Linked DNA regions of Homo sapiens: region 1 is linked to region 2. A link is an interaction called in ENCODE POLR2A ChIA-PET data of the cell type or tissue named here. Cell type or tissue: HCT116. All regions are shown on one strand. Each heading gives the region's core, and the rest is flanking DNA. Links, peaks and the distances in the headings are about the cores only.

Region 1 (17,260 bases), core at 5,713-13,712, 310 kb before region 2:
AATTCAACCCTCAGCATTCAGCCACAAGTCCTTGCCTCTCTTCTTTTAAAGCCCTGTAGTGTGTGGCAAGAGGTCAGGTCTTAGGAGGCTGCCAACATCTCTGACTGTCACCACCTGTGTGCCCTTGGGCAAATTCCTATCTCTGAGGCTTTGCTTCTTCATCTATACAACTAGAATGGGGAATGTTGCAATCTATCAGGGTTGCATTACTCATGCAAAGATTACTCATGTAAAACACTCAGAAAGAAGTTGAAATTTACTACAGATTTGTTGATTCTCTTATGATTGTTAATCGTGTCATTGTTTTGGGGACAGGCTCAGGAGACTGGGCCTGATGGGAGGTCAGGGAGATGTGTGACTTTCCTTGTGATCACAGCAACAGAAGGGTTTTTCCAGCTTGCAAATGACCTCTCAAAATAACCTGAATTTCCACCCAGGGCTGGTGGGAATGTAAGCTGATACAAACTTCGGGGAAATAATGAGGTGGAAGATAGTAACTGGCTTAAGAACGTAAAGGGCAGAGGAGTGGAGGTTGAGACTCAGCGTCCTAGGATTAAGAGAAACCTGTCCTGGTCATCCCACTCCTGAAAGTCTGTCCTAAAGGACTTCTACACCAAAATGGTCATTTCAGATTTACTTATAGTAACTTAAAAGTAAGGTAGAGTTGGAAACAACTCAAATATGCAAAAAGTAAGCAAATTTGTTAAGCAAAATAAGCATATACTTTTGGCAGGTTGTCATGTAGCCATTGAAAATGATGGTTACAGAGTTTTTGTTTTTGTTTTTGTTTTTAATAATTATTATACTTTAAGTTTTAGGGTACCGTGCAGTTTTGTTACATATGTATACATGTGCCATGTTGGTGTGCTGCACCCATTAACTCATCATTTAGCATTAGGTATCTCTCCTAATGCTAACCCTCCCCCCTCCCCCCACCCCACAACAGTCCCCAGAGTGTGATGTTCCCCTTCCTGTGTCCATGTGTTCTCATTGTTCAATTCCCACCTATGAGTGAGAACATGTGGCGTTTGGTTTTTTGTTCTTGCGATAGTTTGCTGAGAATGATGGTTTCCACCTTCATCCATGTCCCTACAAAGGACATGAATTCATCATTTTTTATGGCTGCATAGCATTCCATGGTGTATATGTGCCACATTTTCTTAATCCAGTCTATCATTGTTGGATATTTGGGTTGGCTCCAAGTCTTTGCTATTGTGAATAATGCCGCAATAAACATACATGTGCATGTGTCTTTATAGCAGCATGATTTATAATCATTTGGGTATATACCCAGTAATAGGATGGCTGGGTCATATGGAATTTCTAGTTCTAGATCCCTGAGGAATCGCCACACTGACTTCCACAAGGGTTGAACTAGTTTACAGTCCCACCAACAGTGTAAAAGTGTTCCTATTTCTCCACATCTTCTTCAGCACCTGTTGTTTCCTGACTTTTTAATGATCGCCATTCTAACTGGTGTGAGATGGTATCTCATTGTGGTTTTGATTTGCATTTCTTTGATGGCCAGTCATGATGAGCATTTTTTCATGCAGTTTTTGGCTGCATAAATGTCTTCTTTTGAGAAGTGTCTGTTCATATCCTTTGCCCACTTTTTGATGGGGTTGTTTGTTTTTTTCTTGTAAATTTGTTTGAGTTCATTGTAGATTCTGTATATTAGCCCTTTGTCAGATGAGTAGATTGCAAAAATTTTCTCCCATTCTGTGGGTTGCCTGTTCACTCTGATGGTAGTTTCTTTTGCTGTGCAGAAGCTCTTTAGTTTAATTAGATCCCACTTGTCAATTTTGGCTTTTGTTGCCATTGCTTTTGGTGTTTTAGGCATGAAGTCCTTGCCCATGCCTGTGTCCTGAATGGTATTGCCTAGGTTTTCTTCTAGGGTTTTTATGGTTTTAGGTCTAAGGTTTACATCTTTAATCCATCTTTAATTAATTTTTGTATAAGGTGTAAGGAAGGGATCCAGTTTCAGCTTTCTACATATGGCTAGCCAGTTTTCCCATCACCATTTATTAAATAGGGAATCCTTTCCCCATTGCTTGTTTTTGTCAGGTTTGTCAAAGATCAGATAGTTGTAGATATGCGGCATTATTTCTGAGGGCTCTGTTCTGTTCCATTGGTCTATATCTCTGTTTTGGTACCAGTACCATACTGTTTTGCTTACTGTAGCCTTGTAGTATAGTTTGAAGTCAGGTAGCATGATGCCTCCAGCTTTGTTCTTTTGGCTTAGGATTGACTTGGCAATCTGGGCTCTTTTTTGGTTCCATAAGAACTTTAAAGTAGTTTTTTCCAATTCTGTGAAGAAAGTCATTGGCAGCTTGATGGGGATGGCATTGAATCTGTAAATTACCTTGGGCAGTGTGACCATTTTCACGATATTGATTCTTCCTACCCATGAGCATGGAATGTTCTTCCATTTGTTTGTATCCTCTTTTATTTCACTGAGCAGTGGTTTGTAGTTCTCCTTGAAGAGGTCCTTCACATCCCTTTTAAGTTGGATTCCTAGGTATTTTATTCTCTTTGAAGCAATTGTGAATGGGAGTTCACTCATGATTTGGCTCTCTGTTTGTCTGTTATTTGTGTATAAGAATGCTTGTGATTTTTGTACATTGATTTTGTATCCTGAGACTTTGCTGAAGTTGCTTATCAGCTTAAGGAGATTTTGGGCTGAGAGAATGGGGTTTTCTAGATATACAATCATGTCATCTGCAAACAGGGACAATTTGACTTCCTCTTTTCCTAATTGAATACCTTTTATTTCCTTCTCCTGCCTGATTGCCCTGGCCAGAACTTCCAACACTATGTTGAATAGGAGTGGTGAGAGAGGGCATCCCTGTCTTGTGCCAGTTTTCAAAGGGAATGCTTCCAGTTTTTGTCCATTGAGTATGATATTGGCTGTGGGTTTGTCATAGATAGCTCTTATTTTGAGATACGTCCCATCAATACCCAATTTATTGAGAGATTTTAGCATGAAGGTTGTTGAATTTTGTCAAAGGCCTTTTCTGCATCTATTGAGATATTCATGTGGTTTTTGTCTTTGGTTCTGTTTATATGCTGGATTATGTTTATTGATTTGCGTATGCTGAACCAGCCTTGCATCCCAGGGATGAAGTCCACTTGATTATGGTGGATAAGCTTTTTGATGAGCTGCTGGATTCGGTTTGCCAGTATTTTATTGAGGATTTTTGCATCAATGTTCATCGGGGTTATTGGTCTAAAATTCTCTTTTTTTGTTGTGTCTCTGCCAGGCTTTGGTATCAGGATGATGCTGGCCTCATAAAATGAGTTAGGGAGGATTCCCTCTTTTTCTATTGATTGGAATAGTTTCAGAAGGAATGGTACCAGCTCCTCCTTGTGCCTCTGGTAGAATTCGGCTGTGAATTCATCTGGTCTTGGACTTTTTTTGGTTGGTAAGCTATTAATTATTGCCTCAATTTCAGAGCCTGTTATTGGTCTATTCAGAGATTCAACTTCTTCCTGGTTTAGTCTTGGGAGGGAGTATGTGTCGAGGAATTTATCCATTTCTTCTAGATTTTCTAGTTTATTTGCATAGAGGTGTTTATATTATTCTCTGATGGTAGTTTGTATTTCTGTGGGATTGGTGGTGATATCCCCTTCGTCATTGTTTATTGCGTCTATTTGATTCTTCTCTCTTTTCTTCTTTATTAGTCTTGCTAGTGGTCTATCAATTTTGTTGATCTTTTCAAAAAACCAGCTCCTGGATTCATTGATTTTTTGAAGGGTTTTTTGTGTCTCTATTTTCTTCAGTTCTGCTCTGATCTTAGTTATTTCTTGCCTTCTGCTAGCTTTTGAATGTGTTTGCTCTTGCTTCTCTAGTTCTTTTAATTGTGATGTTAGGGTGTCAATTTTAGATATTTCCTGCTTTCTCTTGTGGGCATTTACTGCTGTAAATTTCCGTCTACACACTGCTTTGAATGTGTCCCAGAGATTCTGGTATGTTGTGTCTTTGTTCTCGTTGGTTTCAAAGAACATCTTTATTTCTGCCTTCATTTCGTTATGTACCCAGTAGTCATTCAGGAGCAGGTTGTTCAGTTTCCATGTAGTTGAGCGGTTTTGAGTGAGTTTCTTAATCCTGAGTTCTAGTTTGATTGCACTGTGGTCTGAGAGACAGTTTGTTATAATTTCTGTTCTTTTACATTAGCTGAGGAGTGCTTTACTTCCAACTATGTGGTCAATTTTGGAATAGGTGTGGTGTGGTGCTGAAAAGAATGTATATTCTGTTGATTTGGGGTGGAGAGTTCTGTAGATGTCTATTAGGTCCACTTGGTGCAGAGCTGAGTTCAATTCCTGGATATCCTTGTTAACTTTCTGTCTCATTGATCCATCTAATGTTGACAGTGGGGTGTTAAAGTCTCCCATTATTATTGTGTGGGAGTCTAAGTCTCTTTGTAGGTCACTCAGGACTTGCTTTATGAATCTGGGTGCTCATGTATTGGGTGCATATATATTTAGGATAGTTAGCTCTTCTTGTTGAATTGATCCCTTTACCATTATGTAATGGCCTTCTTTGTCTCTTTTGATCTTAGTTGATTTAAAGTCTGTTTTTTCAGAGACTAGGGTTGCAACACCTGCCTTTTTTTGTTTTCCACTTGCTTGGTAGATCTTCCTTCATCCCTTTATTTTGAGCCTATGTGTGTCTCTGCATGTGAGATGGGTTTCCTGAATACAGCACACTGATGGGTCTTGACTCTTTATCCAATTTGCCAGTCTGTGTCTTTTAATTGGAGCATTTAGCCCATTTACATTTAAGGTTAATATTGTTATGTGTGAATTCGATCCTGTCATTATGATGTTAGCTGGTTATTTTGCTCGTTAGTTGATGCAATTTCTTCCTAGGCTTGACGGTCTTTACAATTTGGCATGTTTTTGCAGTGGCTGGTACTGGTTGTTCCTTTCCATGTTTAGTGCTTCCTTCAGTAGCTCTTTTAGGACAGGCCTGGTGGTGACAAAATCTCTCAGCATTTGCTTGTCTGTAAAGTATTTTATTTCTCCTTCACTTATGAAGCTTAATTTGGCTGGATATGAAATTCTGGGTTGAAAATTCTTTTCTTTAAGAATGTTGAATATTGGCCCCCACTCTCTTCTGGCTTGTAGAGTTTCTGCCGAGAGATCAGCTGTTAGTCTGATGGGCTTCCCTTTGTGAGTAACCTAACCTTTCTCTCTGGCTGCCCTTAACATTTTTTCCTTCATTTCAACTTTGGTGAATCTGACAATTATGTGTCTTGGAATTGCTCTTCTCGAGGAGTATTTTTGTGGCATTCTCTGTATTTCCTGCATTTGAATGTTGGCCTGCCTTGCTAGATTGGGGAAGTTCTCCTGGATAATATCCTGCAGAGTGTTTTCCAATTTGGTTCCATTCTCCCCGTCACTTTCAGGTACACCAATCAGATGTAGATTTGGTCTTTTCACATAGTCCCATATTTCTTGGAAGCTTTGTTCGTTACTTTTTATTCTTTTTTCTCTAAACTTCTCTTCTCACTTCATTTCATTCATTTTGTCTTCCATCACTGGTACCCTTTCTTCCAGTTGATCACATCGGCTACTGAGGCTTGTGCATTCGTCACGTAGTTCTCGTGCCGTGGTTTTCAGCTCCATCAGGTCCTTTAAGGACTTCTCTGCATTGGTTATTCTAGTTAGCCATTTGTCTAATTTTTTTTCAAGCGTTTTAACTTCTTTGCCATTGGTTCGAACTTCCTCCTTTAGCTCAGAGTAGTTTGATCTTCTGAAGCCTTCTCCTCTCAACTCGTCAAAGTCATTCTCCATCCAGCTTTGTTCCGTTGCTGGTGAGGAGCTGCGTTCCTTTGGAGGAGGAGAGGCACTCTGATTTTTAGTTTCTGGTTTTTCTGCTCTGTTTTTTTCCCATCTTTGTGGTTTTATCTACCTTTGGTCTTTGATGATGGTGACGTACAGATGGGTTTTTGGTGTGGATGTCCTTTCTGTTTGTTAATTTTCCTTCTAACAGTCAGGACCCTCAGCTGCAGGTCTGTTGGAGTTTGCTGGACGTCCACTCCAGACCCTGTTTGCCTGGGTATCAGCAGCGGTGGCTGCAGAACAGCAGATATTGGAGAACCGCAAATGCTGCTGCCTGATCCTTCCTCTGGAAGTTTTGTCTCAGAGGTGCACCCAGTCATGTGAAGTGTCAGTCCGCCCCTACTGGGGGGTGCCTCCCAGTTAGGCTACTCAGGGGTCAGGGACCCACTTGAGGAGGCAGTCTGCCTGTTCTCAGATCTCAAGCTGCGTGCTGGGAGAACGACTACTCTCTTCAAAGCTGTCAGACAGGGACATTTAAGTCTGCAGAGGTTACTGCTGACTTTTGTTTGTATGTGCCCTGCCCCCAGAGGTGCAGCCTGCAGAGTCAGGCAGGCCTCCTTGAGCTGTGTTGGGCTCCACCCAGTTCGAGTTTCCCGGCCGCTTTGTTCACCTACTCAAGCCTCAGCAATGGCGGGTGACCCTCAGCCAGGCTCACTGCTGCCTTGCAGTTTGATCTCAGACTGCTGTGCTAGCAATGAGCGAGGCTCCGTGGGCATAGGACCCTCCAAGCCATGTGCGGGATATCATCTCCTGGTGTGCCATTTGTTAAGCCCGTTGGAAAAGCACAGTATTAGGGTGGGAGTGACCCGATTTTCCAGGTGCCATCTGTCACCCCTTTCTTTGACTAGGAAAGGGAATTCCCTGACCCCTTGCGCTTCCCAGGTGAGGTGATGCCTCGCCCTGCTTCGGCTCATGCATGGTGTGCTGCACCCACTGTCCACCCACTGTCCAGCACTCCCCAGTGAGATGAACCCGGTACCTCAGTTGGAAATGCAGAAATCACCCGTCTTCTGCATCGCTTACACTGGGAGCTGTAGACTGGAGCTGCTGCTATTCGGCCATCTTGGCTCCACCTCCACAGAGTTTTAATGTCATGGGAAAATTCTATTGACATGGAGTTAAGTTTTTAAAGCAGTATAAATAGGATAGCTGAACGTGTGGTGCATACCTGTAATCTCAGCTACTCAGGAGCCTGAGGCAGGAGGACCCTGGAGTTCAAGACCAGCCTTGGCAACACAGTAAGACCCTCTCTCACAAAAATAAAAAAAAAAATAGTATACACTATTTTATCTCAGGTATAAAAGAAAAAAATAGATGAAAAATACAGTGGGTAGTAACTTCATAGACAGTTTTCATCAACCTCTTTATCATTTTCTCAGATTTCTACAATGGGCATGCAGCACCATGATGGCTGGGGAGGAAAAAACTAAAAATCAAAAAGTCAAAAATTAAAACAAAAGCTGGTTTTATTGATCGATAACTGCACATTTTTGGTTGGAGGTGCCAGCTCTTGACGAATTTGCAGCCCTCTCACTCTCGATATTGGAGCTTCTTCCTCCTGTGCTGTCTTCTCTGCCTGGGGAAATTTGTGTCCCTCAGCTAGGCCACCCAGGGGAATCACATGATGATCCTGAACATTCCATCCCATCAGGCTGTGCACAGGACTGGCTGCATCTGAGATCAAACGATGTTCAAAGAAAGTTCAGACTCCAGCACTCCAGTTAGGGCAAGCCTCTTAAAAGGTGAGCGTCTTGATACCTGTTTGGAAGGAGGGAACACTGGTTGCAGGAAATTCAGGTGAGCATTTTTGAAAGAGGTGGTGTATAGACTCCAAAGCATCTTCCTCCTACTTTCTTAAATTTTTTTGTTTTGTGTGTTTGGGTTTTTGTGTTTTGAATGGGGGGTTGTTTTTCGGTTTTTTTGAGATGGAGTCTCGCTTTGTCACCCAGGCTGGAGTGCAGTGGTACGATCTCAGCTCACTGCAACCTCTGCCTCCTGGGTTCAAGCAGTTCTCCTGCCTTAGCCTCCCAAGTAGCTGGGATTACAGGTGCGTGCTACCACACCTGGCTAATTTTTGTATTTTTAGTAGAGACAAGGTTCACTACGTTGGCCAGGCTGTTCTTGAACTCCTGACCTCAAGTGATCTGCCCACTTCAGCCTCCCAAAGTGCTAGGATTACAGGCGTGAGCCACCACATCCGGCCCTGTGTGTTTGTTTTTTGAGACAGGGTCTCACTATGTTGTCCAGGCTGGTCTCGAACTCCTGAGCTCAAGCAATCCTCCTCCCTTGGCCTTCCCAGTAATTGGCTTTTAAACATTTGATGGAGGGTGCTGGTGAGCAAAACTTGACAGTTATGAAACAGGAAACCAGCAGGAAAAGGACCTGCCCAAACTTGGAGGAGAAGGTAGTGCCAGGGAAGAAGGGATGGCACTGAGCTTAGTGTGCAACCCAGAATTTGTGACAATTGCACAACACACCCTCTTGTCATTCCTGTCAGTTTTATTCATTCCCCTCCCTCCCTTCCATTCCTTTCCCAGTCTTTAATCCCCCTGTTCCTTCCCTTCTCCTACTCCCTTAATCACTTACAGTCCCACTCCCAGGAGGAAGGGGTACAGGAAACTGCATTTCTCCTCCTGAAGGTCACTGTGTGCAGCTGAAGCCACTTAGTCCACAGGAAGGAAGGCCAGCTGGTAGGAGTTCAGATGGCAGTTACAGCCACCAGGGGACAGCTTTGGCATCCACCCCCTTCAGGGCTCTCCTGAGAGGGAGGAGCAGTGCCCACCCTAGGGAGGGCTGAGCTTTATCACACTCTCTGAGGGCTCTCTGGGTCCTGCCTCATCAGCTCTGATGGCGGAAGGGTTGACAGGGGGCAGCAAGGATGGTTTTGTCCTGTGGCACCTCACCCTGCAGTGTCCACTCCCTCCTACCCCCAGCTCTTCCTGCCTTGCCTCCTGTTCCCTGTGATCCTCCCTTGGTGGAGTGCTGATGTGATGGAGTGGCCCTTCCTTGGAGACTCCCCACAACAATCCAAGTCCCCAACACTCTCCAGTCAGGGAAGACTGAAGCTACAACAAGTACTGGCACTGATCTTTATGACTCTGGTTCAGGCTAGGCATGGTGGCTCACGTCTGTAATCCTAGCACTTTGGGAGGCCGAGGCAGGTGGATCATTTGAGGTCAGGAGTTCAAGACCAGCCTGGCCAACATGGCAAAACCCCATCTCTAATAAAATACAAAAATTAGCCGGGCATGATGGCATGCACCTGTTGTCCCAGCTATTCAGGTGGCTGAGGCAGGAGATTCTCCTGAACCTGGGAGGTAGAGATTGCAGTGAGCTGAGACCACACCACTGCACTCCAGCCTGGGCGACAGAGCAAGACTCCATTTCAAAAACAAAAAACAAAAAAAAAAGTCTCTGGTCCTTTCCAGCTACATCCAAACTTCCAACCCCACCCCAGTGCCCAGAGAAGGGAGGAGGTGGGGACTAAGCCCAACAGGGCCCACTTGTGCCCAATACCTTTCCCCACACTGTCCTACTGCCTCTCCTCACCTTCTGCCCCACCCTCACTCTGCATGACTGAATGACTTAATTCAAATTGCATTTATTTGCTCATTTCTAATCACATCCTAGGATCTCATGCTCTCTTGATGGTAAATAAAAGTGAACAGAAAATGTCTTCTAATGACCTGGTAAATCAAGTTTATACCTTTCCCAAATCAGGGTCAATTTGCTCTAAATCTAGTCAAGTCAGAACCCAGCATTAGTAGGTGGCCTGACCACATGGCCCCTTCCCCCAGTCTCTTAAGGCATAGTGAGTCACTCACAGAGGCCAGCTTAGCCCTTCATGAGTCAGTATCTCCTGTTTATGTACAGAGTCATTACTTTCTCTATAGGAAAAAAAGGAGGTGGTGGTGGAGGTGCTTGTCTATAGATGGACTGGGCATTGTAATTTGAAAAGCATTGAGAAAAGTCCCTATCTCCAAAGACATTATCAGCCTTACATAATATCTGAAAACCTATCATTTGAGACATTTCTCAGAGCAATGATCCTTTATAAAATATGGGATGAGGCCAGAAGAGCCATTTTACTATGTGACAGTCAGTACAACTCAGTGGCTAGGAATCAGGATCTGGATCGAGTTCCACTTCTGGTATGGCTGAGTAAACGCTTACTGTACTGAGCTTCCTGCCAATAACAACTATAAACTCAGGGGTTGGGAGAGGACAAAATCTATCTGAAGGCCCTGGAGAGTATACAACAGCAAGCAGGCTCCAGGGGGAAGTTAACACTTGGAAGAAAGGGTTAGTAGGAGGTTATTCTCCTGTTTTTACCACTTTTGGCCTGATGGTCAGCTGCAGTCACTGTCCTGAGGGGCAGCTAAAACTGAGAAGAAACTCACCATCTTTCTGGCCTGAAGAACTGGCAGACAGAGTTTGAGGGCAACCCCAGCTGCTAGAAAGTGAGGGAGAATCCTCAAAGGGAGAGAGCCAGAGAAAGAAAATCCCAAATTCCATGTATAAAGTCTGCCCCAATTTTTGCCTGACCCCCAAACACCCATGTACAGCAGAGATTGTAAGCACCCTATCTAAGGGTGAAAGAACAAAAAGCAGATATGAGGGGCCACTCAGAAAAAAACAGAATTTGCAGTTTGAACCATAACAAGTTAATTTCTCATTAAAATGAAAAATTCAAAACTCTTTGAAAGAATACAACTGAATCCAGTCTCCACAATATGACATTCACAATATCCAGAGTACAATCCAAAATTTCTTGACATATTGAGAGACAGGAAGATGTGATGTATTCTCAAGAGTAAATATAATAGGCAAAAGTCAAGCTCAAGATGACACAGATATTGAAATTAATAGAAATTTATTTTAAAATGGCAATTCTTACTATACTAAATGACATAAGGAAAAATGTGCTTATAATGATTAAAACATAGTTAGTATCATCACCTAAATAGAGACGCCTAAAATTATAATCAAATGGAAATTCTATAACTAAAAAATACAGTATCTAATTTTAAAAAATTAACTGGATGGGGCTTAACATAATTTTTTAAAACAGATGAAAGAGTAGGTGAATCTAAAGAGAGATCAACAGAAAATATCCAATCTGAAAGACAGAGATAAAAATGATAGTACCTAAAGGGTGGTATTGAAAGGTCTAACATACCTACAATTGAACTCCTAGAAGAACAGAGGACATGGGGTAGAAAAAAATTATTTGAATAAATAATGGCCAAAAAGTCCCCAAATTTGGCAAAAGACATAAATTTACAAATCTAAGAAGCTCAGCAAATCCCAATCAAGTTAAATAAAAGAAAAACATGCCTGGGCACATTAGAGTCAAATGAATGGCAAAGTGTCAAAAGCATGCAGAGAAAAACAGCACATTACACAGAGGAGAATAATGAGTCAAATGACTGTTGATTTCTTATATCAGAAGCAATGGAGGCCAACACAGTGAACCAACATTCTCAAAGCACTAAAAGCAATATCTATCAAATATGAAGCAGAATAAAGACTTTCCAAATAAAAGAAAACTAAGAGAATTTATCACTAGCAGACCTTTATTATAAGAAATGCTAAAGAAAGTTCTTTATCTGAAGATAAATGATATCAAATGAAAATATGGATCTTTAGACATGAAGAACATCAAAACTAGCAAATAGAAAAAACTGCTTTTCCAGCCTAATTCCTTTCCAATATATATCACTATTCAAGGCAAAAATTATGACCTTGCATTGTAGGATGCATAATGTATATAAATGTCATATGGTAATCATAACACAAAGGAATGCTGGGGGCAGGTATAAGAGGACCTATACGATTGCAAGGTTTGCATATTTTATGCAAAGTGGGACAATGTAAACTCAAATCAGATTATAAAAAGTTAAGAATGTATATCGTGATTCTTAGAGCGGACATTGGGTAAAAACTACAATAATATATAGAAAAAACATTAATATGTAAATTAAACTGGAATTCTAAAACATGTCCAAATAATAATTTCTAAAAGGCACTAAATGCAATATGGTACCCTAGATTGGCTCCTGAAACAGGAAAAAGGGGTTATTTGTGAAGAAACAAAGAAATCTGAATAAAGTCTGGCACTTAATTAATAGTAGTGTACTAATGTTAGTTTCTTAGTTGTGATGAATGTACTGTGATAATGTAAGATGTTAACTTCAGCAGAAACTGGGTGAGAGGTATACAGGAACTCTCTGTACTATTTTTGCAACTTTTATGTAAATCTAAAATTTAAACAAAATAAAGAGCTTCTGTAAAAAAAAAAAAAAAGACAAGAAAGAAGTAACAGAAGAACAAAAATCAGAGGGGCAAAAAAGAAAACAAATAAAATGGTGTATCAAAATATAATCAGAATAATATTAAATGTTAATAGGCAAAAATTTCCAATTAGCTAAAAAAAAAGAAATAGCAGAGCTTGTTGTAATGGCTTAAAAACAAAAGTAAGATTTAAAGATATGCTGTGAATGGGACCCACTTTGAATATAATTATACAGATAGAGTGAAAGTAAATAGATGCAAAAGTATATGCAATGCCATGCCAGAAAAAGCCAGATCATTCAACACAGAAGTATTACCAAAGATTAGGAGGGATATTTCACAATGATTAAAATGTCATTGGGAAAACATAACAGTCTTGTATGTGCATGTGCCTAACAACAGCACTTTAAAATATATAAAACAAAAATTGATAGAGCTAAAGGAAGAAATAGACAATTCTACAACCATAGATTTTTGTAGAGTTTTGAAGATTTTAGCATCCTTCTCTCAGCATTTGATAGAAAAATTAAGATAAAAATTCAGGAAACATAGATGATCTGAATAATGCTACCAACTACCTTTTTTATTTATAAAATGGAAATAAACTCACTGTTTGAAATTGGTATAAAGATTAAACAAGCAAATAGTTTAGCCCAGTCTGGGCACACTGTAAATCCACTATACTTACTGGTTATTATTAGCGACTTATCTGGGAGGGGAAAATTTATCAGCTCAATAGTATCCCATTGCCAGGGATTAATTTGCCAAATTAGCTAGTTTGGGGGTAGTGAAAAGCAGATACTTCAAGAGCTGAATATAAAGGAAAACTATTTTTACCATAAATTAATATATTCAGATAACAGAAAAATGAAAACAGTGTAAAAGAATATAAAGATAAGGGGATCATGGTGGGCGGGAGGCAGGACTAGATTGCAGTTCTGACTCAGACGCACAGAGCAGCATGTGGAGGCTTGCATCATGAATTTTTGCTCCAGAATGACTGCAGGAATAAATCAGGAAACCTCACAGGACCCACAGACCCTCTGAAGGAAGCAGATTGCCTGGGAGACACAACAAATACTGTGAGTGCCCAAACTGTACAAGTGGGAAAGGGACATTGTCTGCCCCTGAACACACCTCCCCACCCCCACACCCCAACTGGGGAAACTGAAGGTCTAGAATACAGGAGAAGACTAATACAGGAGAAGACTCTGACCTTACCTGAAGCCGAGTCAATTTAGAGAGCCTAGCAAAATACAGGGGCAGAGGAAGCAATGAGGAAAGACTTGTGAGCTCGCTGGGTCCCCTAGCAAACCATTTCTGCCTGGCCTCACGGGATCCTTCAGAAGGGCAGCCAGAGGCACTGGGAAAAGGCCACAGAGAGAAGGACATCTTCAGCTGAACTTTGAAACAATTTGAACTGGTGGAGAACTCTCCTGGTCAGAACTCAGGGGAGGGCATGAATCTGGTGTGCAGACTCCACAGGCAGGGGAAGAAGGAAAGACATACTTGCTACTGCAGCTGGGAGGCAGGTATCGTGCGGCAAGTTCTCAGCCCTGCTCGCCCATTGCCTGGAAACAGACTCAGTGCTATTGGCAGGCGGGGGGCAGGGGGCACAGTGAAAGTGAGACCAGCCCTTCGGATTATGTGGGAGCTGGGTGAGACCTGTAACTGCTGGCTTTCCTGCACTGCTCTGACAACCTGCATGACACAGTAAAGACATCTATAATCCTTGTAGGAACATAGCTCCATTGACCTGGGAGCCTCATCTCCATCCCCCACAGCAGATGCAGCAAGACCTGCCCAAGGAGAGTCTGTGCTTAGACATGCCTAGCCCTGCCCCCACACAATGGTCCTTCCCTATCCACCCTGGTAATTGAAGACAAAGGGCATATACTCTTGGGAGTTCTAGGGCCCTGCCCACCACCTGTTCTTCCCCATACTACTGCAGCTGATGCTCTCTGGAAAGCGCCACCTCCTGGCAGGAGGCCAACCAGCACAAAAATACTACATTAAACCACCAAAGCTAAGAACCCTCACAGAGTCCATTTCACCTCCCTGCCACCTCCACTAGAACAGGTGCTGGTATCCACAGCTGAGAGACCCACAGACGGTTCACATCACAGGACTCTGTGCAGAAAACTCCCAATACCAGACCAGAGCCTGGTAGACTTACTGGGTGGCAAGGTCCTAAAGAGAGAAAACAATCACTACAGCTCGGCTCTCAGGAAGCCACATCCATAGGAAAAGGGAGAGAGTTCTACATCAAGGGAACACCCTGTGGGACAAAAAAAATCTGAACAACAGACTTCAGCCGTAGACCTTCCCTCTGACAGAACCTACCCAAATGAGAAGGAACCAGAAAACCAACTCTGGTAATATGGCAAAACAAGGTTAATACCTCCAAAAGAATCACACTAGCTCATCAGCAATGGATTCAAACCAAGAAGAAATCCCTGATTTACCTGAAAAAGAATTCAGGAGGTTAGTTATTAAGCTAATTAAGGAGGCACTAGAGAAAGGCAAAGCCCAACGTAAGGAAATCAAAAAAATGATACAAGAAGTGAAGGGAGAAATAGTCAATGAAATAGATAACAAAAATAAAAAACAATAGAAACTTCAGGAAACAATGGACACACTTATAGAAATGCAAAATGCTCTGGAAAGTCTCAGCAATAGAATCGAACAAGTAGAAGAAAGAAATTCAGAGCTTGAAGACAAGGTCTTCAAATTAACCCAGTCTAACAAAGACAAAGAAAAAAGATAAGAAAATATGAACAAAGCCTCCAAGCAGTCTGGGATTCTATTAAATGACCAAACCTAGAATAATCAGTGTTCCTGAGGAAGAACAGACATTTGAAAGTTTGGAAAACCTATTTGGGGGAATAATCAAGGAAAACTTCCCCAGACTTGCTAGAGATCTAGACATCCAAATACAAGAAACACAAAAAACACCTGGGAAATTCATCACAAAAAGATCATACCTATGCACGTTGTCAACAGGTTATGTAAAGTTAAGACAAAGGAAAGAATCTTAAGAGCTGTGAGATAAAGGCACTAGGTAACCTATAAAGGAAAACCTATCAGATTAACAGCAGATTTCTCAGTGGAAATCCTACACGCTAGAAGGGATTGGGGGCCTATCTTCAGCCTCCTCAAACAAAACAATTATCAACCAACAATTTTGTATCCAGTGAAACCAAGCTTCATATACAAAGAAAAGATAGTCTTTTTCAAACAAATACTGAGAGAATTTGCCATTACCAAGCCACCACTACAAGAACTGCTAAAAGAAGTTCTAAACCTTGAAACAAATCTTGGAAACACATCAAAACATATTTTGATATTTAAAGCATAAATATCACAGGACCTATAAAACAAAAATACAATTAAAAAATAAAAACAAAAAAACAAGGTATACAGGCAACAAATAGCCGATGAATGGAATGCTACCTGATATGTCAATACTAACATTGAGTGTAAATGGCCTAAATATTCCACTTAAAAGACACAGAATTGCAGAGTAGATAAGAATTCACCAACCACTATCTGCTGCCTTCAGGAGGCTCACCTAACACATAAGGACTCACATAAACTTAAGGTAAAGGGGTGGAAAAAGACATTTCATGCAAATTGACACCAAAAGTGAGCAGGAGTAGCTATTCAAACAAACTTTAAAGTGACAGCAGTTTAAAAAGACAGAAGGACATTATTTAATGATAAAAGGCCTTGTCCAACAGGAAAATATCACAATCCTAAATATATATGCATCTAACACTGGAGCTCCCAAATTTATAAAACAATTACTAGACCTAAAAAGTGAGATAGACAGCAACACAATAATAGTGGGGGACTTCAATACTACACTAACAGGATTAGAGAGGTCATCAAGGCAGAAAGGCAACAAAAAAAATTGAATTAAACTATACCCTAGAACAAATGGAATTAACAGATATATACAGAACATTCCATCTAACAACTGCAGACTATACATTCTATTCAACAGCACATGGAACCTTCTCCAAGATAGACCATATGATAGGCCACAAAATGAGCCTCAATAAAGTTAAGAAAATGGAAATCATATCAAGCACTCTCTCAGACCACAGTGGAATAAAACTGGAAATCAACTCCAAAAGGAACCTTCAAAACCATGCAAATACATGGAAATTAAATAACCTGTTCCTGAATGATCATTGGGTCAGAAGTGAAATCAAGATGAAAATTAAAAAGTTCTTTGAACTAAACGACAATAGTGACACAACCTATCAAAACCTCTGGGATACAGCAAAGGCGGTGCTAAGAGGAAAGTTCATAGCCCTAAATGCCCACATCAAAAGGTCTGAAAGAGCACAAACAGATAATCTAAGTTCACACCTCGAAGAACTAGAGAAACAAGAACAAACCAAACCCAAACCCAACAGAAGAAAAGAAATAACCAAGATTAGAGCAGAACCAAATGAAATTGAAACAAAAAAATACATAAGATAAATGAAACAAAAGCCTGGTTCTTTAAAAAGATAAATAAAATTAATAGACTACTAGCAAAGTTAACCAAGAAAAGGAGAAAATCCAAATAAGCTCAATAAGAAATGAAATGGGAGATATTATAACTGAAACCACAGAAATACAAAAGATCATTCAAGGATACTATGAACATCTTTATGTGCATAAACTAGAAAACCTAGAAGAGATGGATAAATTCTTAGAAAGATACAACTCTCCTAGCTTAAATCAGGAAGAATTAAACACCCTGCACAGACCAATATCAAGCAGTGAGATTGAGATGGTAATTTAAAAATTACCAACAAAAAAAGGCCAGGACCAGACGGATTCACAGCAGAATTCTACCAGACATTCAAAAAAGAATTGGTACCAATCCTATTGACACTATTCCACAAGATGGAGAAAGAAGGAACCCTTCCTAAATCATTCTATGAAGCCAGCATCATCCTAACACCACAACCAGGAAAGGACAAAACCAAAAAAGAAAACTACAGACCAATATCCCCAATGAACATGGATGCTAAAATCTTTAACAAAATACTAGCTAACCAAAGCCAACAACATATCAAAAAGATAATCCGGCCGGGCTCAGTAGCTCATGCTTGTAATCCCAGCA
Region 2 (8,000 bases), core at 1-8,000:
CTTGCTCTGTCGCCCAGGCTGGAGTGCAGTGGTGTGATCTCAGCTCACTGCAACCTCCATCTCCTGGGTTCAAGTGATTCTCATGCCTCAGCCTCCCAAGTAGCTGGGACTACAGGCCTGCACCACCACACCCGGCTAATTTTTGTGTTTTAGTAAAGACAGGGTTTCACAATATTGGCCAGGCTGGTCTCGAACTCCTGACTTCAGGTGATCCGCCTGCCTCAGCCTCCCAAAGTGGTAGGATTAGAGGCATGAGCCACCCTGCCTGGCCAGTAGTAATTCTCTAAGTAATAAATGTTATTATACTAAATATCTTATTGGTACTCTGATAGCAAAACAGTAAGCCTTAAAAGAGTCTAAACTTGTTAGTCTGACACACAAGATGCCTTGTGGTTTTTTACTTACCTATCTGTTTTTTCTGTTTCCGGTCTCCATGATTTAGTCATACGGACCTATCAGGACACCTGAGGTGGTGGCCATGAAATGTGAGACTTGGACGAAATTACTCTATGACTACGTATCAGGAGATTGCATTAGAATTTTCTGCTGGGCATATATAGTTTGAAAAAGTGCATTCAAGGCCGGGCACGGTGGCTTACGCCTGTAATCCCAGCACTTTGGGAGGCCGAGGCGGGCGGATCACAAGGTCAGGAGATCAAGACCATCCTGGCTAACACGGTGAAACACCGTCTCTACTAAAAATACAAAAATTAGCCGGGCGTGGTGGCGGGCGCCTGTAGTTCCAGCTGCTCGGAAGGCTGAGGCCGGAGAATGGCGTGATCCCAGGAGGCGGAGCTTGCAGTGAGCCGAGATCGCACCACTGCACTCCAGCCTGGGCGACAGAGCAAGACTCCGTCTCAAAAAAAAAAAAAGAAAAAAAGAAAAAGTGCATTCAAGATGCCTATTGTTTTGATAATACAAACCACAAAAGTAAAGATTGACAAAAATCTTTTTAGATACGAGAATACACCAAAGAGAGGAAGTGAGGCCTGCATTTGCCCTATATTTAATCAGATGTATGGTATTTGTTACATATGATATTTTGAATATAGTGCAGTTTATATTTGATTCTATTGCATATGTGCTTTTTTCCAGTTTTCTTTTAAAAGTTAATATACAGCAGGGCCAGGTGCAGTGGCTCACGCCTGTAATCCCAGCACTTTGGGAGGCCAAGGTGGGCGGATCACTTGAGACCAGGAGTTTGAGACAAGCCTGGCCAAGATGGTAAAACCCCGTCTCTACTAAAAATACAAAAATTAGCCAGGTGTGGTGGTATGTGCCTGTAATCCCAGCTACTTGGGAGGCTGAGGCGGGAGAAATTCTTGAACCCGGGAGGTGGAGGCTGAAGTGAGCAGATATCACACCACTGCACTCCAGCCTGGGCAACAGAGTGAGACTCTCTCAACAACAAAAAAAAATTAATTAATTAATTAATTAAAAATTAACATACAGTAAAATTGACTTTTTATTTTTGTGTACCATTTTAATACACTTAGAGTGTAGAACCACTCTCACAATCTGAAATCACACAATCAAGATGCAGAACAGTTCCATCACCCCAAAAACCTCCCCTGTGCCACTCCTTTATAGCCATATTCTCCCATATATGTGCTTTTAAAATTGTCTTATTTTTAAATGATTTTATTTTTGTAATTATTAAAATACAGTGCAGAGAAAGGGACTTGGAGCCCAGAAAAATCTCATTTTATAAGAGCTTTCTTTTTTGTCTATCATATACTGTAACCAAAAATCTAAGGATTTCAAAGTAAAATTATTTATGTCTGTCCTTAAATACCTTTCAGGGTGATACATATTAAATAACAAATGTTCTAACTAATGTATGCAAAATTTTAACACAATTTTTATGTCTAGGTATCTAGAAGAGCATTGCCACCATTGAGATCTGATAGCTCTATGCATCATTACTTCTCTTTTCTAAGTTTTTCCTTCTTTTATACAGTGAAAGTGTTGAGCAGAAAATGAAAAATATGTGGAACTTTATAACAAGTGTACATTGATGTGTATTGGTAAAGAGTTTCAGCTTCCTCCATTTGCGATTCTAAAAACTGAGTAGTAATGCCATCTATAGCTCGCTGGACTTGAATGACCTTTGAGTTAAAAATAATCCAAATCATTTTTTAGGTGCAGTTTTTATTTCTGCAAAGCACAGTTCTTTACAGCACATGAGATTGGAACTTTTGGAAATATTTGCAGGAATTGGGAAAGGACATAAAACTTTTAGATGAAGTTTTGTTGTTGTTTTTGTTTTTTATAGTGGAGAGACAGAGTCTTCCTATTTTGCTCAGGCTGGTCTTGAACTCCTGGGTTCAAGTGATCCTCCCACCTCAGCCTACCAAGTAGCTGGGATTATAGGTGCACACCACGTGCCTGGCTGTGTGGAGATTTTTAATCATGAGGAATACAAATGAAACTATTGAAACTATTCATTCTTCGTGCCACCTGTTTGTCACTTGAGGAGGCAAATGAGAAGAAATTGCCCTGGCTAGAACCTCCAATATGATGTTGGATAGAATTGGCAAATACAGACTCCTTGTCTTGTCCCTAATCCTAGACAAGAGAGAATCCAGTCTTCACCATTAAGTGTAATGTTAGCTGTGGGATTTTTGTAGACACCCTTTGTCAATTTGAGGGAATTTACTTCTTTTTTTTTTTTTTTTTTTGGTAACGGAGTCTTGCTCTGTCACTAATTTTGTATTTTTACTAGAGACAGTGTTTCACCGTGTTGCTCAGGCTGGCCTTAAACTTCTGACCCTGCCTCACCCTCCCAAAGTGCTGCGATTTATAGGTGTGAGCAGCCACTCCTGGCCCACTCTAATTTTTATTATTTAATTCCTTCGGCTTGCTTTTGGTTTAGTCTGCTCTTCTTTTTTCAGTGTCTTAAAATGGAAAGTTAGGTTATTGATTTGAGATTCTTCTTCTTTCTTAAAATAGGAATTTACAAGTACAAATTTCCCTCCACATACCATTTGCAATGTATTTCATAAGTTTTGTTGCATTGTACCTACATTTTCATTCATATCAAAGTATTTTCTAATGTGTTTGATTTCATCTTTACCTGTTGGTTATTAGGAGTGTGTTGTTTAATTCCACTTTGTATTAGTCCGTTCTCAAACTGCTATAACGAACTACCTGAGACTGGGTATAAAGAAAAGAGGTTTAGGCCCCGCATGATGGCTCAAGCCTGTAATCCCAGCACTTTGGGAGGCCGAGGCGGGCGGATCACAAGGTCAGGCGATCAAGACCATCCTGGCTAACACGGTGAAATCCCGTCTCTACTAAAAATACAAAAAATTAGCCGGGCATGGTGGCGGGCGCCTGTAGTCCCAGCTGCTTGGGAGGCTGAGGCAGGAGAATGGCATGAACCTGGGAGGTGGAGCTTGCAGTATGCTGAGATCGCGCAACTGCACTCTAGCCTGGGAGACAGAGCAAGACTCCGTCTCAAAAAAAAAAAAAAAAAAGAGAAAAGAAGTTTAATTGACTCACAGTTCCACGTAGCTGAGGAGGCCTCAGGAAACTTACAATCATGGTTGAAGGTGAAGGGGAAGCAAGGCACGTCTTACTCACTATGCCAGAGCAGGAGAGAGAGACAGAGGGCATGAAGCTGGAAGTGCCACACTTTTGAACCATCAGATCTGGTGAGAACTCACTATCACGAGAACAGTAAGGGGGAAGTCCGCCCCCATGATCCAATCACCTTCCATCAGTCCCCTCCCCTGACACGTGGGGATTACAATTCAACATGAGATTTAGGTGGGGCCACGGAGCCAAACTATATCACACATATTTGTGAATTTCCTAAATTTCTTTCTGTTATTGATTTCTCATTTCATTTCATTATGACCAGAGAATACATTGCATTATTTTGATCCTTTTAAATGTATTGACATTTGTTTTATGGCCTAGCATAAAGCTGTTCTCTCCTGAAGAGTGTTCTATGTGCCCTTGAGAAGTATGTGTATTCTCTTGTTGGGTGGAGTATTCTTTTTCTTTTCTTTTTTTTTTTCCTCCCGAGACAGAGTCATGCTCTGTCGCCCAGGCTGGAGTGCTTTGGTGTGATCTCAGCTCACTGCAACCTCCGCCTCTTGGGTTCAAGCAATTCTCCTGACTCAGCCTCCTGAATAACTAGGATTACAGGCACATGCCACCGTGCTCAGGTAATTTTTGTATTCCTAGTAGAGACAGGGTTTCACCATGTTGGCCACACTGGTCTCGAACTCCTGACCTCATGATCCGCCCACCTCGGCCTCCCAAAGTGCTGGGATTATAGGTGTGAGCCACCACGCCCTGCCTCAGTTGCTTTTTTAATCAGTTAAGGGAAGAAAGTAGAAAAAATATGCATGTATGCTGTCTTTATAATTCCATAGTTACCATTACTTACAGTCTTTGTTTTTTCATATGCATTCAGATTACCATTTGGGGCTATTTGATTTCAGCCTACAAAACTTCCCTTAGTTCTTGTAAGTTGAGTCTGCTAGCAACAGATTCTCTGTGGTTTTTCTATCTAGCAGACTTTATTTTGTCCTTTTTTTTTTTTTTTTTTTTTGACACAGAGTCTTGCTCTGTCACCCAGGCTGACGTGTAGTGGCATGATCATAGCTCACTGCAGCCTCGAACTTCTGGGCTCAAGTGATCCCCCTGCCTCAGCCTCCCAAGTAGATAGGACTACAGGTGTAAATCACCATGCCCAGCTTATTTTTTTAAGGTTTTTTTTTTTTTTTTTTTTTTTTTTTTTAGATGGAGTTTCACTCTTGTTGCCCAGGCTGGAGTGCGGTGGCGCAGTCTCGGCTCACTGCAACCTCCACCTCCTGGGTTCAAGTGATTCTTCTGCCTCAGATTCCCAGTAGCTGGGATTACAGGCATGAGCCACCACACCTGGCTAATTTTGTATTTTTAGTAGAGGCAGGGTTTCATCATGTTCGCCAGGCTGGTCTTGAGCTCCTAACCTCAGGTGATCCACCCATCTGACCTCTCAAAGTGCTGGGATTACAGGCGTGAGTCACCAACCTGGCCTTTCAAATTTTTTTGTAGAGGTGGGATCTTGCTATTTTGCCTAGGCTGTGCCTTCATTTTTTAAAGGTAGTTTTGCTAGGTGTAGGGTTCTTGGTTGAAGATTTTTTTCTGTTTGAGCACTTTGAATGTGTTATTTCACTGTCTTCTGGCCTACATTATTTCACCAAGAAGTCAGCATTAATCTTACTGGGGTTTCTTTGTAAGTAACAGGTAGTTTTTTTTTTCTCTTGCTGCTTTCAAGATTTTCTTTTTTTTTTTTTTTTTGAGACGGAGTTGCCCAGGCTGGAGTGCAGTGGCGCATTCTCGGCTCACTGCAACCTCTGCCTTCCGGATTCAAGCGATTCTCGTGCCTCAGCCTCCTGGGTAGCTGGGACTACAGGCATGGGCCACCATGCCTGGCTAATGTTTTGTATTTTTAGTAGAAACAGGGTTTCTCCGTGTTAGCCAGAATGGTCTTGATCTCCTGATCCATCCACCTCGGCCTCTCAAAATGCTGGGATTACAGGCATAAGCCAATGCACCCGGCCTCAAGATTTTCTTTTACTTCAGCATTTTTTACCCTAATATGTCTGTTTGTAGTTCTCTTTACATTTATTTTACTTGGATTTGTTGAGCTTCCTGAATGTGTATATTATTGCTTTTGAATGAGCATGGTAAATTTTCAGCATTGTTTCTTGTTATATTATTAATGTTATTATTTTTGAGACAGAGTCTCACTCTGTTGCCCAGGCTGGAGTACAGGAGCTTGATCTCGGCTCACTGCCACCTCTGCCTCCCCAGCTCAAGCAATTCTGTCTCAGCCTCCTGAGTAGCTGGACTTACAGGCATATTTCACCACACCTGGCTAATTTTTGTATTTTTAGTAGAGACGGGGTTTCGCCATGTTGGCCAGACTGGTTTTGAACTCCTGGCCTCAAGGGATCCTCCCACCTCAGCCTCCCAAAGTGCTAGGATTACAGGTGTGAGCCACAGCGCCCAGCCTAATTTTTGTATTTTTAATAGAGATAGGGTTTCACCATGTTGGCCAGGCTGGTCTTGAACCCCTGACCTCAAGTGATCTGCCTGCCTCGGCCTCCCAAAGTGCTGGGATTACAGGCATTAACCACTGCACCCAGCTAATTTCTTGTTATATTATTTTCACTTCTTTCTCTTTTCTCTCCTTCTGGTACTTCCATTATGCGTATGTTGGTATGCTTAATGGTGTTCCACATTTCTCTGTGGCTCTCTTCATTTTCTTTTCTTTTCTTTTTTTTTTTTTTTTATGAGATGGAGTCTTGCCCTGTTGCCCAGGCTGGAGCGCAATGGCACGATCTCAGCTCACTGCAACCTCCGCCTCCCAGGTTCAAGCTATTCTCCTGCCTCAGCCTCCTGAGTAGCTGGGATTATAGGCATGCACCACCACACCCGGCTAACTTTTTGTATCTTTAGTAGAGATGGGGTTTCACCATGTTGGCCAGGCTGGTCTCGATCTCCTGACCTCGTGATCCGCCAGCTTTGGCTTCCCAAAGTGCTGGGATTACAGGCGTGAACTACCGCACCTGGCCTTTCATTTTCCTTTGTTCTTTTTTTCTCTGTTCTTTGGCTTCCATATATATATAATATATATATAATGTGTATATATATTCCATATTATATATATAATATATAATGTGTATATATATTCCATATTATATATAATATATATAATGTGTATATATATTCCATATTATATATAATATATATAATGTGTATATATATTCCATATTATATATATAATATATATAATGTGTATATATTCCATATTATATATATAATATATATAATGTGTATATATTCCATATTATATATATAATATATATAATGTGTATATATTCCATATTATATATATAATATATATAATGTGTATATATATTCCATATTATATATATAATATATATAATGTGTATATATATTCCATATTATATATATAATATATATAATGTGTATATATATTCCATATTATATATATAATATATATAATGTGTATATATATTCCATATTATATATATAATATATATAATGTGTATATATATTCCATATTATATATATAATATATATAATGTGTATATATATTCCATATTATATATATAATATATATAATGTGTATATATATTCCATATTATATATATAATATATATAATGTGTATATATATTCCATATTATATATATAATATATATAATGTGTATATATATTCCATATTACATATATATAATATATATAATGTGTATATATATTCCATATTATATATATAATATATATAATGTGTATATATTCCATATAATATATATAATATATATAATATGTATATATTCCATATTATATATATAATATATATTCCATATATATGGAATATATATATTCCATATTATATATATAATATATATATTCCATATTATATATATAATATATATATTCCATATATATATATATATTTTTTGAGACAGGGTCTCACTCTGTTGCCCAGGCTGGAGCAGTGGCGGAATCTCAGCTCGCTGCAGCCTTCACCTTCTGGGTCCAAGCGATTCTCATGCCTCAGTCTCCCAAGTAGCTGGGACTACAGGCGTGCAACACTATGCCTGGCTAAGTTTTGTATTTTTAGTAAAGATAGGGTTTCACCATGTTGCCCAGGCTGGTCTCAAACTCCTGACCTCAAGTGATCTGCCTGCCTTGGCCTCCCAAAGTGCTGGGATTACAGGCGTGAGCCACCATGCCCAGCCCATAATATCTTTGATCTATCTTCAAGTTCACTTATTCTTTCTTCTGCCGCTGCAAATCTAGTGTTAATTCTCTCTAGTGAATTTTTCAGTTCAGTTATTGCACTCTAGAATTCCCATTTAGTTCTTTTCTTACAATTTCTCTTCATTGATATTCTTTATTTGATGCAACATTGTCATCTTACCTCATGTTCCTTCTTTAATTTGGTTTCCTTTAATTCTGTGAACATGCTTAT

Evidence for each region. Peaks named below come from ENCODE experiments on the same cell type or tissue, not always from the same donor. Only the 100,000 strongest peaks of a DNase experiment are listed, where the experiment ranks them.
Region 1: POLR2A ChIA-PET joins it to region 2 with 5 read pairs; 2 of 35 experiments call an interaction of 5 or more read pairs at or near these places.

Annotation. Positions count from the first base shown.
Region 1 is chr18:45,793,289-45,810,548 of GRCh38, forward strand. It overlaps a transcript of EPG5 not described here. Among named protein-coding and RNA genes, the nearest start is that of SIGLEC15, 24 kb to the right of the region's middle. RefSeq lists an enhancer at 12,932-13,433. In HCT116, for the core only: no CTCF peak of the experiment used is centred there; DNase peaks (open chromatin) are centred at 9,663 and 9,933; H3K4me3 peaks cover 1,422 bases; H3K27ac peaks cover 1,886 bases.
Region 2 is chr18:46,105,610-46,113,609 of GRCh38, forward strand. All of the region lies in intron 2 of HAUS1 (HAUS augmin like complex subunit 1), which reads left to right. Among named protein-coding and RNA genes, the nearest start is that of HAUS1, 5.2 kb to the left of the region's middle. In HCT116, for the core only: no CTCF peak of the experiment used is centred there; a DNase peak (open chromatin) is centred at 4,986; H3K27ac peaks cover 1,106 bases.